Regions from separate parts of the Homo sapiens genome. Here region 2 is linked to region 1. The links are chromatin loops, found by intact Hi-C in ENCODE. Cell type or tissue: PC-3. All regions are shown on one strand. Each heading gives the region's core, and the rest is flanking DNA. Links, peaks and the distances in the headings are about the cores only.

Evidence for each region. A loop is a pair of places that touch in the nucleus more often than their neighbours do. Peaks named below come from ENCODE experiments on the same cell type or tissue, not always from the same donor. Only the 100,000 strongest peaks of a DNase experiment are listed, where the experiment ranks them.
Region 2: a loop joins it to region 1, with 6 times the contacts of the local background. A loop is called at or near these places in 6 of 110 quality-filtered maps.

The regions. Positions count from the first base shown.
Region 1 is chr14:60,345,305-60,353,645 of GRCh38, reverse strand. No RefSeq gene overlaps it. Among named protein-coding and RNA genes, the nearest start is that of LINC02322, 26 kb to the right of the region's middle. In PC-3, for the core only: a CTCF peak has its summit at 3,546 (motif pointing left); a DNase peak (open chromatin) is centred at 3,555.
Region 2 is chr14:61,281,801-61,290,141 of GRCh38, reverse strand. It overlaps a transcript of PRKCH not described here. Among named protein-coding and RNA genes, the nearest start is that of TMEM30B, 4.6 kb to the right of the region's middle. In PC-3, for the core only: CTCF peaks have their summits at 281 and 3,783 (motif pointing right); DNase peaks (open chromatin) are centred at 3,791 and 4,571; H3K4me3 peaks cover 1,388 bases; H3K27ac peaks cover 3,137 bases.

The DNA.
Region 1 (8,341 bases), core at 317-8,316:
CTGTGAATGGAGAGAGTAAAATTATAGTCTCTAGGTGTTTTCCACGGTTCTTTCACATGCAGGCTTCCCGACACCAATTAAAGAGATTATGTCATCAAGTGAAAGGAAAGCTATAACTTGTATGTTAATGCTGTGATTACTTGAGACAGGGTCACAGGACCCAATAGCATAGCAGCTGACCTTCAAAAAATTAACTTTGAGCTCAATTCCTAATTAACCTTTTTCAATACAAGAAAGTAGAATTTCAGGCCATTGGTCCTAAAAAATATCCACCTTTTCTTATACAATGAAATGTGTTACCAAAATCAACTTGTAATTGTCAAAAGATGTTTACCCTTGATAATGTTATTGTTAAGGATATATTTTTATTTCCACTCAAAATATATTCTCTGTATCTTCACAGTTAATAAAACTGCAGGGAACACACTTAAACCTACAAAAATTTTAGTGTTATAATAAATTAATGTTGGTGCACAAAAATGACAAGTATTGTTCTTTCCCACTGCATCCCCAAGAATGGGGTTATTAATCAAGCGGACATAAATAAAAATATGTAAATTTTAAAAGACTATGTTGAAATGAAAAAATTTTATCACTTTAAGTTAGTGTTCTCTGTAATTCTTAAAACTGTGTTCCTACTATATGATGTATATTTTATTCCAGAAATTGCTCTCTGATAAAAGTGTTCCAATTATATTAGCTGTTATTTAGTCAGGCCTGAAGTTAATAGCTGATGGACTTCACATTTCTTATAATCTCTAGTACTTCTGGCTGAACAAAAGAGTAAGTAATTTTTAAGGTAATGCTGTATGGTTGAAGAGTTTGGTCCTCGTAGTCATGCTTTGCCTCTGGAGATTATAAGGATTATCTGAATAAGTGATTTTTACACCATTTTGTAATTTCACTCTTATGACTTCTATATTAAAGCAGAACTTATCAAATTTAAAATCAAAATTAGTATTTTGTATACCATATAGTCATATTCTTTTCTGGGGGGTGGGGCCTCAATATGTTGCCCAAGCTAGTCTCAACTCCTGGCCTCAAGAGATTCTCCTGCTTCATCCTCCCAAAGTGCTGGGATTGCAGGCATGAGCCACCACCACATCAGGCCTATGCCACATATTTAGAAAATACTTTAAATGCAACTTGGATGTAGGTTCCACTAGCTCACTCATTTCTTCACTGCTTTTAATCCAGGCTGTAGATAACACAAGCCAAAATGTTGCTTTATTAATAATTATTCTGAAACTATAGTAACATATATACTTTTCCATTTTAAATTTTCCCTAGTTTTGCTATACCAGCACTTTTAATTTTGTTAGTATTGAGCACTGATGCACAAAATGCTATAATATTTAAAGGAAATGATTCATAATTATTGCCCTTCTGGCTAAATCAGCCCAATAGTCAGATTTGAAGTGGTACTGTGGTAGAAACAGACCAATGGATTTTTTTAAAGGGCCTCCCAAAATGCCCTGAAGTACACTGGCAAATATGAATTTTTCACATATTCATTGCTTCACAAACAATGTATAGAGGAATATACTGCTGTTTTGTTTTATTGGTTGTGTTTCTCTTGGGGCATTCATACCTATCAGGATTGAAAAGAAGAGCAAGAACCGGTAATAAGACACAATTAATGTCTTGCATAGGTTTCACTCAAATCAGAAAAATGACACCAAGGACATGGTAAGGAGCACAATAGAGAACAGTTAGGGCACAGCTGGAAAAGTTGCCTTGATATCTAAGTATACAATTGGCATTGATCCTTACGCTTTTAGGATGAAACAGGAAAAAAAAGTCTTCCAGCTCTCAACCCAATCTGTAAAATAAACATGTAATGTTGGAAAAAGCAAACAAAAGTGCACATTTTTAAAGCAAATTTTATGTGGGTATGACATTGTTCTTAAAAAAATAAGGAAATAAATAATCCTGGAGGGGATGGTTCAGGGTCTATGAAAAATATGTGTGTGTACTTGTTGATGGGGAAATTGGCACAGAAGGGAGTTTAACCTGGTTATGAAATGGAATTTGCAATTTCAAGGAAAGGCAAAATGACTTCTACAATTACCGTCAACACACTTGTTCTATTACTGGTGGATTCTTATACCGTTTAGTTCCTTTGAATTCATTTAAAAAGGAATAGTGTTATTACATGATTTGAGATATTCTAAATAAGCTCCATTCTTCAACTGCTGACTGCAGTGAATTAGAGAGCAAGTAGACAGCTAACTTGCACTATTAACATTTACCTTTATTTGGTCAGTTGAAATATATATCAGCTTGAAAAGATATTATGTCATTCTAGAAGCATCAGTTAATACATTTTTAATTAAATCTTAGCAGCTAATTGTGTAAAAATATTTGTAACCTGTAATTCTCTAAGTCCTTTTGAAACCTTTTTTTCTGAAAAAAAGACAAAGCATATATAATTAGATATTTATATGTATAATCTCAATGTGCTTTTTTAAGATCAATTGATTTATGGATGCCTATGAACATATGGCAAATCTCATATCAAAAAATTAAATTCAGATTAAACATTTTCAAGTTCTTAAGTTATGTGATAGTAGGTGGTATAGTTTCTACAACTTAGAACCTAATTCCTTTAATTTACTTAAAACATATTTGAAGCAGCAAAATTCCACGATAATATGGGAAATTAGATAATCCAATGAAATTCATTGTAATGAGATTTGATCCTTGTACAAATGTATGTAAATATATATACATGTAAAGGCAAATGCATGTATGTATGGAAATGAATGTATACGTATGGATACACTATATGAAGATTGTATTTTAAGTAAAAATCTCTGCAAATGTTTGGATGGAAACCCCTTTTAATCATTATTGGTCCTTGCTAAGAATGCATGAAAGCAGCTGAAGAAGGCATTAAACAAAGCATTTGGGAGCCTCAAGGTTTACAGATCCTTTAAATTACGACACCATGAAGTAAGATGCTATGAAGGAGAGGAAGGTTTTGATGAAGAGAGTCTTCTCTAATTCGCCTCCCTTTAGAGCCGCCCAGGATACAGCCAAGGAGTGCAATGTAATTTGAGCAGTTCCTCTGGGTTATCTCCCCAGAGCACCAGGCTAGGAGGAGTTGGAAAACTGGTGCTTAGTAACGAACCCTTAATAAAGACATTCCTGGACCTAGACAGAGCTGTACTGTTCGTGGATTCATGCCACATGCAGCTATTAAAAATATTTCCTTAATGAGAAAAGGAACTAAAATGAGTAGCAAGCCAGCATTTCTCTCTCACTAAGTAGCACAGTAAGAGGAAAACAGAACTAAAAACAAAAAACTACTTTACAACTGTGTTAGATTGCTCAGGGGGGAAAAAAAGCAAGCCATGTGTTAGAATCAGCTTTTAGTTTGACAGTGGTCTTAGGTCTCTATATTACATATTATAATTGCCGATATTTTAATGAAACCTTAAATGCTAAGCTTATTTGAACTGATAATGAAGTTTTCAGCTGTTAGTTTCAAATGATTTAAAACTACTGAAATAGATTTGGGACTAGGATTTACTCTGCCACCTGCTGGCCATTTAAAATTAATGCTGCTCTCAGGAGCTGGCCACTTTGAACAGTGAGCCTCAACACTGGTTTGTGAAAAGGCAGTGCTATACTGGAGAAGAATTCACCTGGCCTGGGTGGTGGTGTCAATAGCACTGGATCTGATGTCAAGAAACCTGGGGCGAGGGATGGAGGTGGTCTTGCAGGAGCCCAGTTTTACCACTTCCTGTATAGGCGGCCAGTTGCTTAAGTCCTCAAAGGTTCCCTCCATAACCGGAGATGCTCTCCTTCCCTCTCCGTGACTGCCTCGATCCAACACCTTAGCCACCTCGTTTCCAGGACAGGTGTTATGAGACCTGCCTTACCTCAAATGAGAAAATACTTATAAAACCATCAGGCATTATAAAAAATATACATTGGTCAGAATTATGGACGAAATTAACAGTATGTGGTAATCCATTCTCTTCCTGCAATGTATATTTCATGTGGGCATTGTCACAAAGCTTTTACTCAAATCCAGAGTCTAGCTGGACCAGTCACCTTAGATTATCTTTGAAAAAATGGAAAAGTGTAGGTGCATGCATATTTACTTAAATACTGAACTAGTTTCCTAACTCTGGCAGGTCCTCTGGCCTGTATCATCCTTGTCTTCCAAAATCACATGTTCCAATTAAAATGCATAAAGCTTCTTAAATTTGTGTTTGAGGCCAGGCACAGTGGCTCACGCCTGTAATCCCAGCACTTTGGGAAGCCATGGCAGGTGAATGGCTTGACCTCAGGAGTCCGAGAGCAGCCTGGGCAACATGATGAAACCCCGTCTCTACAAATAAAATAAAAAAAAAAAAGCCGGATGTGGTGGCGCGTGTCCGTAATCCCAGCTACTTGGGGGGCTGAGGTGGGAGGATCGTTTGAGCCCAGGAGGCGGAGGTCGCAGTGAGCCGAGATTGAGCCACTGTACTCCAACCTGGGTGACAGAGTGAGACCCTGTCTCAAAAAAATAAAAGCGTTTGAATAGAGAGGGAAAGTGCCAGTAATCATAAAAACAAAACTATCTTCACGATCTTTCCGAGTTATGCCAAATAGTATTCAACAGTTGCTTTAATGAAACTCAGGAAAACAAAACTGAGATACACAAAACATCATGGCCAAAATTGAATCAAATTGCCACATTGAACTTCCTTTATTTTTAAAAACAATTTCTTGATTTCCTAGCTATGGCCTATTTCATTTTTAAAAGTCCCAATAAAATTTCCACAATTTACCCTTGGGAGGGACTCTGTTGTTGAGATTTAGTATAAATTTGCAGGTATTCACAAAAGGCAGGTCAGGCAAAATTACAGTCTCCCCAGTTGCTTTATTTCCTCACATAAATATCCCTTAAATAGCTTTTTTCATGCTCATGAACAGCGCTGCAATCACTTTCACAAAACAAACATAGAATTCTGAACTTAAGCAAGCCACTGAGTTTGCTTGAGGGAAACAATGTCTTCCTTGTCACTTGGTTTTGTCTTTTTTTTTTTAAAGAAGAGGAAAGGTTTTTTCCCCTCTCCTGTTTTTAGACCACCCATGAACCTTTTTATTTTTCTCATTTAATCTGAGAAAGGGGAGAAAAGGAGACTTGTTGCCCTTAGCAGTGCTTGGGCTTTTCTTCCGATAGCGTCAGTTAATTATTTTAACCTACTGACAAGGGTGGCCAGGGCAGCAGGCGTGGGAGGGAGGGGAAACAGGTGTTTCAAACACCTGCATTTCTAGGCTTAATTGCTCTGAAATCTTCTGGGCTCTCAACTGCGTTCTCCTTTCTTCACAGAGGCTCAGAGAGAGGGGTTCATTTGTGGAGTCCTTAACTAATTGTGGCATAAATATGCAACCACTTTTGGCTGAACAAATTATTGTCTTTAAAATGAACTCCAGGTAAATTTAATTAGAGAAAAAAAGGTGATTGACAGGTATTACTCTGAATGCAATGATTAAAAGTCCTACTGTTGTTAAAAGAAAAAGGCTGAGTCAGGAGTCAGCCATATTCTAGATGTTTTCTTCTTGTGCCGGTGAGTTCAGGTAAGAACACCCAGATCAATGATTCTGGAATTCCTCATACTATGGGAGATGTCTACCACAATTAAGTACCAAAAACTGTTTTTTTAGTAGAATGCATGGAAAAATCTGCTTTTAAGAAATGTTGAGATAATTTGTGTACCAAAATGGGTATTTAATGTGGTATTTTATATTTAAATGTTTTCATAAACATAGCTTATAATAATTGAGTGCTTACCACATGCCAGACACTTTTTTATATGTACTGTCTCATTTAATCCTCACAGTAACACTGTGGGATAATTCTCATTATTAGCCTCATTTTACAGGTGTGGGAGCTGAGGCAAAAAGAGGTTAATTAACTTATTCAAGGCAGACAGTAAGTGGTTGAGTCAGGATTCAGACTCAGGCAGCAGAGTCTATGACCTCTGTTTGTCATTCAGTCAACAGAAGTCAGTAGCTCATAAGTCTCCCAATACTGAACTATTCTCTAGGAGGTTTGCTTCTTGATTCCTGAGGGTGGCTGAGATAAGAGAGTGATTAGAACTTCGGTACTGAGCAAAAATCTCTAAGAGATCCGTTGTCAAGCCCAGAGTTGTGAAAATAGCCCTGGGTCACACACTGTGTTATTTAATAAATGGTGTGGGAAGATTCTAGAAGCATGGGTGTCAGGTCAGGAAATCTTGATTGCAGTTCTTACTAGAAAAACTGATTATTCTGTAACTAGTCCTCCTGCTCAATGAATAAATAATCTGTGGTTCAGAGAAATTAATGGAGATTTGGTCAAGCTTTCACAATAGGGTCAGAGTCAGGTGCAGTATTATAACCCAGAAACAGTGCTTCAAGGACACTGACTTTTTATTCCCAGTGACCAATTTTTCTTCCTTAGGGGAGGATAATTATAACAATGAGTTAGACCAACAATTAATTGACCTTGCCATATGACTTACTTCTTGTATATTGGTGAAAAGGGCAACTGAAATGGAAATATAATCTCTTGCTGACATTAATGTTTCTCATTGGGCAGCAGCTAACACATGCTCACTTGGCACAGGAAATCAAGATCAACACTGGCTGACTCTGTCAAGTAAATATTCTAGCCTCAGACAAGGGAGCTTTAGTTCTTGCTTCCGTTTTCCTTTCTGCCTATCCATTTTCACCTATGCATTTTCAGGGCCTGGAGGTGTGGAAAGAGGGAAATGGGGTTGCCCACTGGGAATGCCTGGAACTTCCCTCTGCTTCCTGACAGCTGCCAGACACGGCCTTCTATTAGGCCTGGCTCAACAACCATTTCCCTTCTTGCAGCCTGTTCCCAGACTCCTTTAGAACCACACTGTCACATGAGAATGAATATCAATGACACATATTAGATTATGAAAGGGAAGAGGTGCACACTTGCAGCATGAATCGTGTGTCCAGACTTCCACTGAGACACACCAGGTCTTAATGTAGGAGGTTATAATACAGATTAAACGGGAAATTTCAGAGAAAGCCCTATGTTGCAAAGAAAGAAAACTTACGTGATTGGTTGTATCTCATCTGAAAGCCAGATGTCTGGTGTGCCAGACAAAATTTGAGAATGGAAAGAACTCACTCTAAGAGCACCTAGTTTAGTCTTGGGAGGTCCACCCAGGAGTTTTAATTTCTTTGACCTGTTACAGTACAGAGTTGTCACCTAATTGCCTTTTCCCACACTTGTATTACCGTACTGAGTATTGGAAATCAGTGTTCCTCAAATGTTAGATGTGCCTGCAAGCCACCTGGAGATCTTATTAAAATAAGGATTCTGACTTAGGAGGTTTCGGGTGGGCCTGAGAATCTGCATTTCTAACAAATTCTTAGCTGATTTTGGTGCTGCTGGTCTGTAGACCATACTTTGAGTAGCAAGGTGATAGAGTAACCTCAGTGGGTTTAGGAAGGCAATTCTGTCCTATTTTTTTGTATGAATAAATTTACAGTCTTAAGAAAGGTATTTTTAAAAATTATAATTACACTTTTATATACTAATGAGTTCTACTATCATTGTGTGCTCTTTGTTATGCTTGACCTGTGGTTTTCAGATAAAATAGTTAAGAGAATTTGAACTGCAGAATTGATGTCTAACTTACTAGATTTACATACTTAGGAAGCTTTTGTTGATTTTGATGTATAAATCTGTATTTTGGGTGTTTGAAGTATTTGAGATAATTAGATATACTCAACTTACAGTTGTGGTTTGAAAGGTCTAAGGGACTGTGAGTATGCAAATGGTATAAAAATTTAGGGGAATTTGATCTTTTAAATATGAGTTAACTGAACATTGAAGAATAAAACAAAGAAAGAAACACACTTAAATAACTTATAGGCCAAGTAAGAAATTATAATTAAAATGAGAAAATATTGAAAATGGAATGACAACAAAATACTACATTTCAAAACTTGTGATATAAAGCTAAATTGATAATTATGGGAAAATTTATAGTTTCTAACACTTATTCAGAAAAGAAGAAAGACTGAACATTAGAAGTCAGAAAAAGCAACAGAATAAATTGAGAAAGTAGGGAAAAATATTAAAGAGCATAAATTAGTGCAATCAAAAACAGATGGAAAAATATAGAGAATCAACGAAGCTGAAACTGACTATTTGAAAATACTGGTAAGTTGCAAACTTCCACAAAGATTGATAAAGTGAAAAAATGGAGAACACATGTAAGCAATATCAGGAATAAGAAGGAAACATAGCTGCAGATGCTGCAGAGATTTTTAAAAAAATATGAGGACATTATGAACAACTGTTTGCAAATACATT
Region 2 (8,341 bases), core at 43-8,042, 940 kb before region 1:
TTTTGTATTTTTAGTAGAGACAGGGTTTCACCATATTGGCCAGGCTGGTCTCGATCTACTGACCTTGTGATCTGCCCGCCTCAGCCTCCCCAAGTGCTGGGATAACAGGCATGGGCCACCGTGCCTGGACACATTTTTCCTATTCTCTCAGGCAGAAATCTTTAAAGTTCTTCTGAGCTAATGGCTTATTTTCTCTCACAGATGCAATGACTTATCCTTTCCCTTCTCTGGCCACTAGGAAACCTGAGGCAGCCCTGCAGACTACCACCAGCAAGGCCACAGGATTTCATGGCAGGTGCTTCACAAACCAGCTTCTCACTCAGCTCCATTCTATTTTACAAAATATATTCCTTCTGCCTTCACTCTTATGCTGTGAAGTATTTTTTGCATGTTGTTCTATTGTGTAAAGTCACCCTCAATACTTAGTTTATTTTTGAGACAGGGTCTCACTCTGCCACCCAGGCTGGAGTGCAGTGGCACAATCATAGCTCACTGCAGCCTCCACCTCCTGGACCCAAGTGATCCTCCCACCTCAGCCTCCTGAGTAGCTGAGACCACAGGCACATGCCACCATGACTAACTAATTTTGGTATTTTTTATAGAGACAGGATTTTGCCATGTTGCCCAGGCTGGTCTCAAACTCCTGCACTCAAGCAATCCTTTTGCCTTGGCCTCCCAAAGTGCTGGGATTACAGGTGTAAGCCACTGCACCTGGCCTTGGCAGTTTCCTTGGTAATGACCCTCATGTATTCTAGGTTCATTTTCTGGAGTAATACAGAATAAAATCACTCCTTGCCTTTTAAGGATGCTGAAGATGGCTACTATGTTCACCTCAAGATTTTTATGCCCAGCCTATACATGCTTAGTTCCCTGAACTGGTCCTCTTTGGATCTAGATTCTCATCATGCTGGTCCCCTTCCTTTACACTTAACTTGGGTTTAGAGATGTTCTTATTAAGGAATTTGCTCACCCAGTAATGTTTTAAAAGTGGGGCTGGGTGTGGTGGCTCATGCCTGTATCACCTGCAAGGTGACACAGCACTGGTGCCAGAGTCAAAGCTGTGGCAACCAAAAGCCATAGAAGCCAAGATATGGAGGTGCAAAAACCAAGAGCCTTGCTGAAGATGGCCTGCCTGAGCTGCAGAGAGAAGCAGAGGCAAGACAATGCAGAGAGAAGGGAGCTGCCTGATGACGTTCTACTCCTGTGACAGCCAGATCTGCTTCCTTCAATTCTTCCTTCTGTGACATCCCTCATCTCTGAACAATAACAACCTCTTTATTAAAGCTGATTTGAATAAGTTTCCGTTCCTTGCATCCCAGAAATTTCCGACTAAGTCAAAGAGAATTGCTAGATGAAATAAGCTGAAGTAGGTGAGTGGCTCCCAGAGCTCCTATCATCACATCAGAGCCTGCTCTGAGTGAACTTCCTGGTAACATCTACAGTCTTGGTTTCATTAAGATTCCCAAACTTTGGCTTAGAAGTTGACACAATGCAGCCATCCTCACAGAACTTTTCCTACAGAAAGAAAACTAAAAATTTAAACACAGCCATTACGAATTCAGAGTTACTATTCAGAGAAAAAGTCAGGGGCCCCTACAACACTCCATGGGTATACGATCTCCAGATTGAATATTAACAAGTCAGTATTGATCAGCACACATGACATAGGTTCCTAGGGTGCTGGGCCAAGGTATTTTTGCATTTGAATCAGTGACCTAGGTAATGGAATTGAAAGTATGTTTATTGAGGCTTGTCACCACAGCTCATGCCTGTAATCCCAGCACTTTGAGAGGCTGAGGCAGGAGGATCGCTTGAGTTCAGGAGTTCAAGACCAGCCTGGGCAACAGAGCTAGACTCTCTTTCTACAAAAAAATAAAATTTAATTTGTATTTAGTTTTTTTTCCGGTGGTTCTGGGGGAAGAAATGAAAAAAACAGAGTATGTGTATTTGGCTCATTGATGATATCACATAGGGAAAGACATCTAAGCATGTCTTTGTTGGGCACCTGAGTTTTCCTAAAGGATGTCACCCCTCTCTCCCTAGTTTATGGCTGTTAGAATATATGGCTTTGCTCTGATGTAGCAATATATATTTATTCAATTTTAAAATCTGATAACTTTCTGAAATTTTTGAAATGTTTAATTATTTACCTGATACGTAAGAAATTCCTAAAGTTTCAAACAGATATAGTCACTATGCAGAGGGTAAAGCCAGTCTGAGGTCGCTGAGGTGAAGACTTCCCCAAACCAGTGAGTTTCACTACACTGGGGACAGGATGGCAGAGGAGGTGACTTCTAGCCTCAAAAGATTGGCTGGCTCCACAGACACTGTCATGGTGTCCCCCTCCCTCTTCCAGTCCTCACCTTGGGTATAAAGCCCCTCTCACTGGCCACACTGGGCAGTCTAATTCAGTTTCTTTTTTTTTTTTCCTTGAGACGGAATCTCACTCTGTTGCCCAGGCTGGAGTGCAGTGGCACAATTTCAGCTCACTGAAACCTCCACCTCCCAGGTTAAAGCAATTCTCATGCCTCGGCTTCCCAAGAGGCTGAGATTACAGGCGTGCACTACCATGCCTAGGTAATTTTGTATTTTTAGTAGAGATGGAGTCTCGCTATGTTGGCCAGGCTGGTCTCAAACTCCTGGCCTCAAGTGATCTGCCTGCCTTGGCCTCTCAAAGCGCTGGGATTACAGGCGTGAGCTACCGGGCGTGGCCCTAATTCACTTCTGAGTCAACCCCCTCTCTTCTTTCCAGTACAGAGCTCTTCCTTCCCCTCTGTCTCAATTCTGTCACCTAACTTGTCCTCTGCCTATTCTGGTGTTGCTCTCCTGCCAACTCACCAAGCACAACCCCTACAGCCAAACTCTACCCACACAATTCAAGTCCAGCCCTATCCTTGCTGGTTTATCTTTTTTTTTTTTTTTTTTTTTTTTTTTTTTAAGACGGAGTCTTGCACTGTTGCTCAGGCTGAAGTGCAGTGGTGTGATCTCAGCTCACTGCAACCTCTGCTTCCCGGGTTCAAGCGATTCTCCTGCCTCAACTTCCAAGTAGCTGGGATCACAGGTGCATGCCACCACACCTGGCTAATTTTTGTATTTTTAGTAGTGACGGGGTTTCGCCATATTGGCCAGGCTGGTCTCTAACTCTTGACCTCAGGTGATCCACCCGCCTTGGCCTCCCAAAGTGCTGGGATTATGGGTGTGATCCATTGCACCCTGCCAACTGTCTTTTAATCTGGCCATCCCATACCTAATGCCTCTGCTGTTTAAGACCTTCTGTTATCCATCTCAGTCCCATTTTTCACTTTATACTGCCCCCTGCAACTCAACCCACCCAACTGTGCTCACAGTTCACCCTCTTTTTTTTTGAGATGGAGTTTCGCTTTTGTCGCCCAGGTTGGAGTGCAATGACGTGATCTCGGCTCACCGCAACCTCCACCTCCCAGGTTCAAGCGATTCTCCTGCCTCAGCCTCCCGAGTAGCTGGGATTACAGGCATGCGCCACCATACCCGGCTAATTTTGTATTTTTAGTAGAGACGGAGTTTCTCCATGTTGGTCAGACTGATCTCGAACTCCCGACCTCAGGTGATCCACCCGCCTCGGCCTCCCAAAGTGCTGGGATTACAGGTGTGAGTTCACCCTCTCTTTGACCACTGTTTTGCAGTAAGTTAGTGACAAAGAACCAACACACCGTGGCAGGGAGTGGAGAGAATTCGCTTCTGTCTTTTGTGCCTCTGGTGCTTACAGTGCTAGTTAATTAAAGTTTCTCTGCATCTTCCACTAGGGGGTACCACTCCATAACTTTTGAAACAGAAGTCTGCTGGATGCAGTTCTTAATAAAAAATGAAGTCCAGGCACAAAGAATTTTTTTAAAACTTTTCTGAGCGCATGCTGTAATTTTATGAAGCAATTTAATTTGATTCTTTTTAAATAAAAGCTGCCCCATGGGCAGAGTAATAGGCAACAATCTTGAGCAGTATAAACCTATATAAGGGAATGCCAATTAAAAACCCAGGTTCTGTTACAGTAAGATAAATAGTCATGAATTAAATGAACTACATGCAAAAACTGAGAACAGCCAGACAAGTGAAGTTATTTTTATTCTAGCAAGAGAAATGAGCATGCTAAACAAAAGTTGGATTTAAAACAAAAGCTTTTGTAAAAACAAAAATACAAGCAACTCAGCTGTTCCTGGGACTCTGTGTAAATGGAACAGAGTTTGCTTATCTTTGGGGTGTTAAGAGAAGATCTGCAACAATAAACACTGGTTCAAGGTTAACGTTTTTGGAGTTTTTTGAGGAGGAAATATGCCAAGGCCTTACAGTGTAGCATGGTTGAAGAAACAGGACACTGGAATTAAGCTGCCCTTTGAATCCCTCATCTCCCCATTACAACTATGAGAACTCAGGCAGCCTCCATTGCACTGGCTTGAATCTTAGTTTTGCATCAGTTCTTTGAGTATAATTGGACTGAATGCCCCCCATTTGTGTACAAATTAGATGGGACAATGTATATAAAGTGTTTACGCAGTGACTGTAAGTACTGATTCACAGAAGGTACTCAATAAAAGTTAGCTATTATTCAATGAGTCATTGTAAGGAAGACTAGGAACAGAAATCTTTGCTTAAAAAAGACACACTAACAATCATTTTGGTAAACACGTTCGTACAGATAAGCAATCATGAGAACAGAGAAGTTAAGCAATTTGACCAAGGTCACACAGTTATATCCTAAGGAACTTTCAGGGTAGAATCTGAACTTCCTTAAGGTCCGGCCAGCATTCTTTCCCCTATCCAATACTATTCTCCTAGTATCTGAGAGTTTATTGGCATAGACTAAATATATTCTGTGCTTAGCTCTTGGTTTTGTTGGCAAATTTTTGGTGAAAGTATCAAAATATATACATTGGTGTGGCAGTGTAAATATGACTCCAGCAGTATGTATTTTTAAAGAGCTTCACCTTTAAGTCCCTTTCCTACTTTTAGAATTTTATCCCAAGGAAAAAAATCTGAAAGAAAACGTTAGGGGGAAAGGGAGACACATAGTTTTTTTTAAAAAGGGTTATATGCAGAAAAGATGGTCACTATCATATACTTTGGAATACTGAAAAACTGGATATAACCTACATGTCCAACAATAGTTAAATATGATAGACCTATGAATTATGGCACCATTAAGGAACATAGAAAATATTTATTTCAATCTTCATCTCATTCCAAAATGAGGTAATTTGACAACTAGAATAATTGTGTGTATATCTTAATTACAATCTATTAAAAATTAAATATTTACATGGATAAAGTCTGGGAGATAAAATGAAAAAATGAAGTGATTTTAGCAGTATTTGGACTAGAAATGCCTTTTTTCTTTTCCTTTGAGTTCTTAATAACACTGATACAAAAAACAATTTTAGAGTGAACTTGTTTCTTATTTTACTGGTACTAAAGAGTTTACATGATCCAAGCATCCTTTAATACATCACAACATATGTAATAAAATGAGAGAAATGAGATCTGAACCTTCCTTACATAGTGAACTCTGAGGAACACGACAATGTATATCTATATCAGTCTTCCACCTCTCGGAACTTACGAGCTGGTAGGGGAAATATAGTGTATACATGGACCTTGGTACAGCTTCACCTCCAAGATCTTTAACACCCCATCTCATACCAGCACTTTTTCCTCCCAGCTTTCACGGCACCTGCCAATTAACATTATTAGGACTGCCAATCTACCAGTATCTTCTTTTTCTTTTGATCCACAGGGTTGGTTTCATTTTCTTCGCCTTTCAGATTAACTACTAAGGCACATCTCTTTAGCCACCCCTCCACAAGGACTGCAATACCTTGAATTTTTTATCTTTCAAATTCATCTGCCCTGAAAACCACCATATGCTGGTCACACTCAGTCATTTCTTTCTCCCAGCCTGAGGTGCGGGAGCCCAATACCCAGCTGCATTCTGCAGAGGGCATTTTTATCACCCTGCCCTCTTGTTTCAGAGGTGAGATAACTCTGCACCTGTTCTCTGAAACCAGTGGCTCTGGCTGGTGGATCAGCGTCTCCAGCCTGCTCCTGCCTTTGCACTATCAGTAAGCTTGCCACCCCTCTTTTCAACCTCATCTGCACTATTATCTTTTTCCCTCAGGATACACACTTCTCTGACATCTAAAAAAGAAGCCTTTCCTTTAGGATACATGCTCTTCTAGACAGTTATCACTTGCCTTTCTCCTTCCCTTTCCACACATTTCTAAAAACAGGCTTTCCCCTTTAGAACCCCATTCTCTCTTTTTTTATTTTATTTTTATTTTTTGAGACAGGGTCTTGTTCTGTTGTCCAGGCTGGAGTACAGTGGCGCAATCATAACTCCCTGGTTAAAGCTATCCTCCCACCTCAGCCTCTTGAGTAGCTGGGACCTCAGGCACATGCCACCACACCCAGATAATTTGTTTTTATTTTTTGTAGAAACAAGATCTCGTTATATTGCCCAGGCTAGTCTCAAACTGCTGGGCTCAAGTGATCCTCCTGCCTTGGCCTCCCGAAGTGCTTGAATTATAGGCATGAGCCACCATGCCCAGCAAGACCTCATCTCCAAAAAATAAAAATAAAAATAAAAAAAGAGTGTCTTCCTATCTTGCTATCTGCTTCCCTTTCCCTGCACCTGATGGTAACCTCATTCCTGCCACACAAACCACCCAAAGTGTTCCCACAAAAGTCAAACCCCATAATTCCTTTTCATTTATCTCACTTGAACCCTCAGCTGTGTTTAACTCTGCTGACCATTCCTTGTCTTGAAATATTCTCTTTTGACTTTGAAAATCTGTCACCTTAATTAGTGGAATGAATAAACTAGTACCTTTAGGCCATCCAGGAATAGGAGAAAAGGAGGAAAGGCTCTGAGCTCAAGAATGGGGCTTGCCCTTTTAGGGGTGTGGTGGTGATCTACTAGAAAAAAGACTTAAGATTTACCAGATAGGCTTGGTGTGATGGCTCACACCTATAATCCCAACAATTTGGGAGGCTGAGGCAGAAGGATCTCTTGGGCTCAAGAGTTTGAGACAAGCCTGGACAACTGAGGGAGACACCTCTCTCTCAAAAAAAAAAAAATCTACAAAAGTTGTGAAAACTGAATTCCTTCCTAGAGACGAGTTTTGTGGACTAGTGATTCAATGAAACGGGTGGGTGGAACTCAACCATAATGATACAAAGAACTATTTATTCTTTTATTGAAAAAAAGGGTGACTGGAGACTGGATCACACTGTGGGAACTTGCTGAGAATTTTGGAACTTCCTCTCTTTGGGTATGATAAGAAGTGAGGGAATTGAAATTCAAGTCACTTGAATTTCCCTCAGTCTTCTATAATACCTGGTTTCCAACTTGCATTCATTTAACAAACTGGAATCAATGTTCCATTATTAAATCAATATTACTTTTTAATTTTAATGTGACTTGTAGAATGCAATTTGATACTTGATTACACCCTATGATTCATAGCTATTATTGGCTATTTTGATTGTTTCTTACTCCTAATATGTCCCCTATCAAACTGCAAATGCCTTGAGGTCAAAGGTCCTTTTTTGTCTAATTAGCATAGGACTGAACACTTGGAAGATGCTAACAACATTCCTCTGTTAAATTTAATAAGGATTTTAACTTTCCAAGTTCAATGGGTTTTGAATGACTCCTGAATATAATATATTATGCTAGGTGTAGTGTAATAGAGAAAACATTTGTATTACTTGCATTTTACAAGCTGGAGGAGAAGCAAGAACACAATACCTAGGGAAGATTTAGATTTAGTAAGAAATCAGAACGTCCCAATACCCCCTTGTATATGTTTTACCAACCTAGATTTAAAAAAAAAAAAAAAAAAGCCAGAATCCCAGGCAACATAGGGAGCTAATTTGAGTTCTTTTTATAATAAATCCTATAAATCCTTGTAGTTTACTTCCTTAGGCCAGACACTCCAGATGTTTTTGTGGATAGCAGCTAGGTCTCCTGGGACCTTGGATTGGGCCTTTCTCTAGTCAGGCAAATAATCTGAAAAGAAAACGAAATCACATGTAGTCCAGCACATTTTTTCCTTTCTTGGTTTCTCCACACCAGCTAAGAGTTATTTAAAGGCTCTGAACCTCTCCAGCCTTTGATTCTTTTTAAGGATGATTTTATTTTTAGAGAACTTTCCACATTTCCTAGTTATACAGCCAGACTGGGTGATCTGGCCAGAAAATCATTTTCCCTTAAAAAAAAAAAAAAAAAAAAAAAAAAAAAAAGCTAAAATTTGAACGCAGGCGTTGAATTCGAAACAGATTTATCATAACGTAATTCCCTGGACACTCCCAA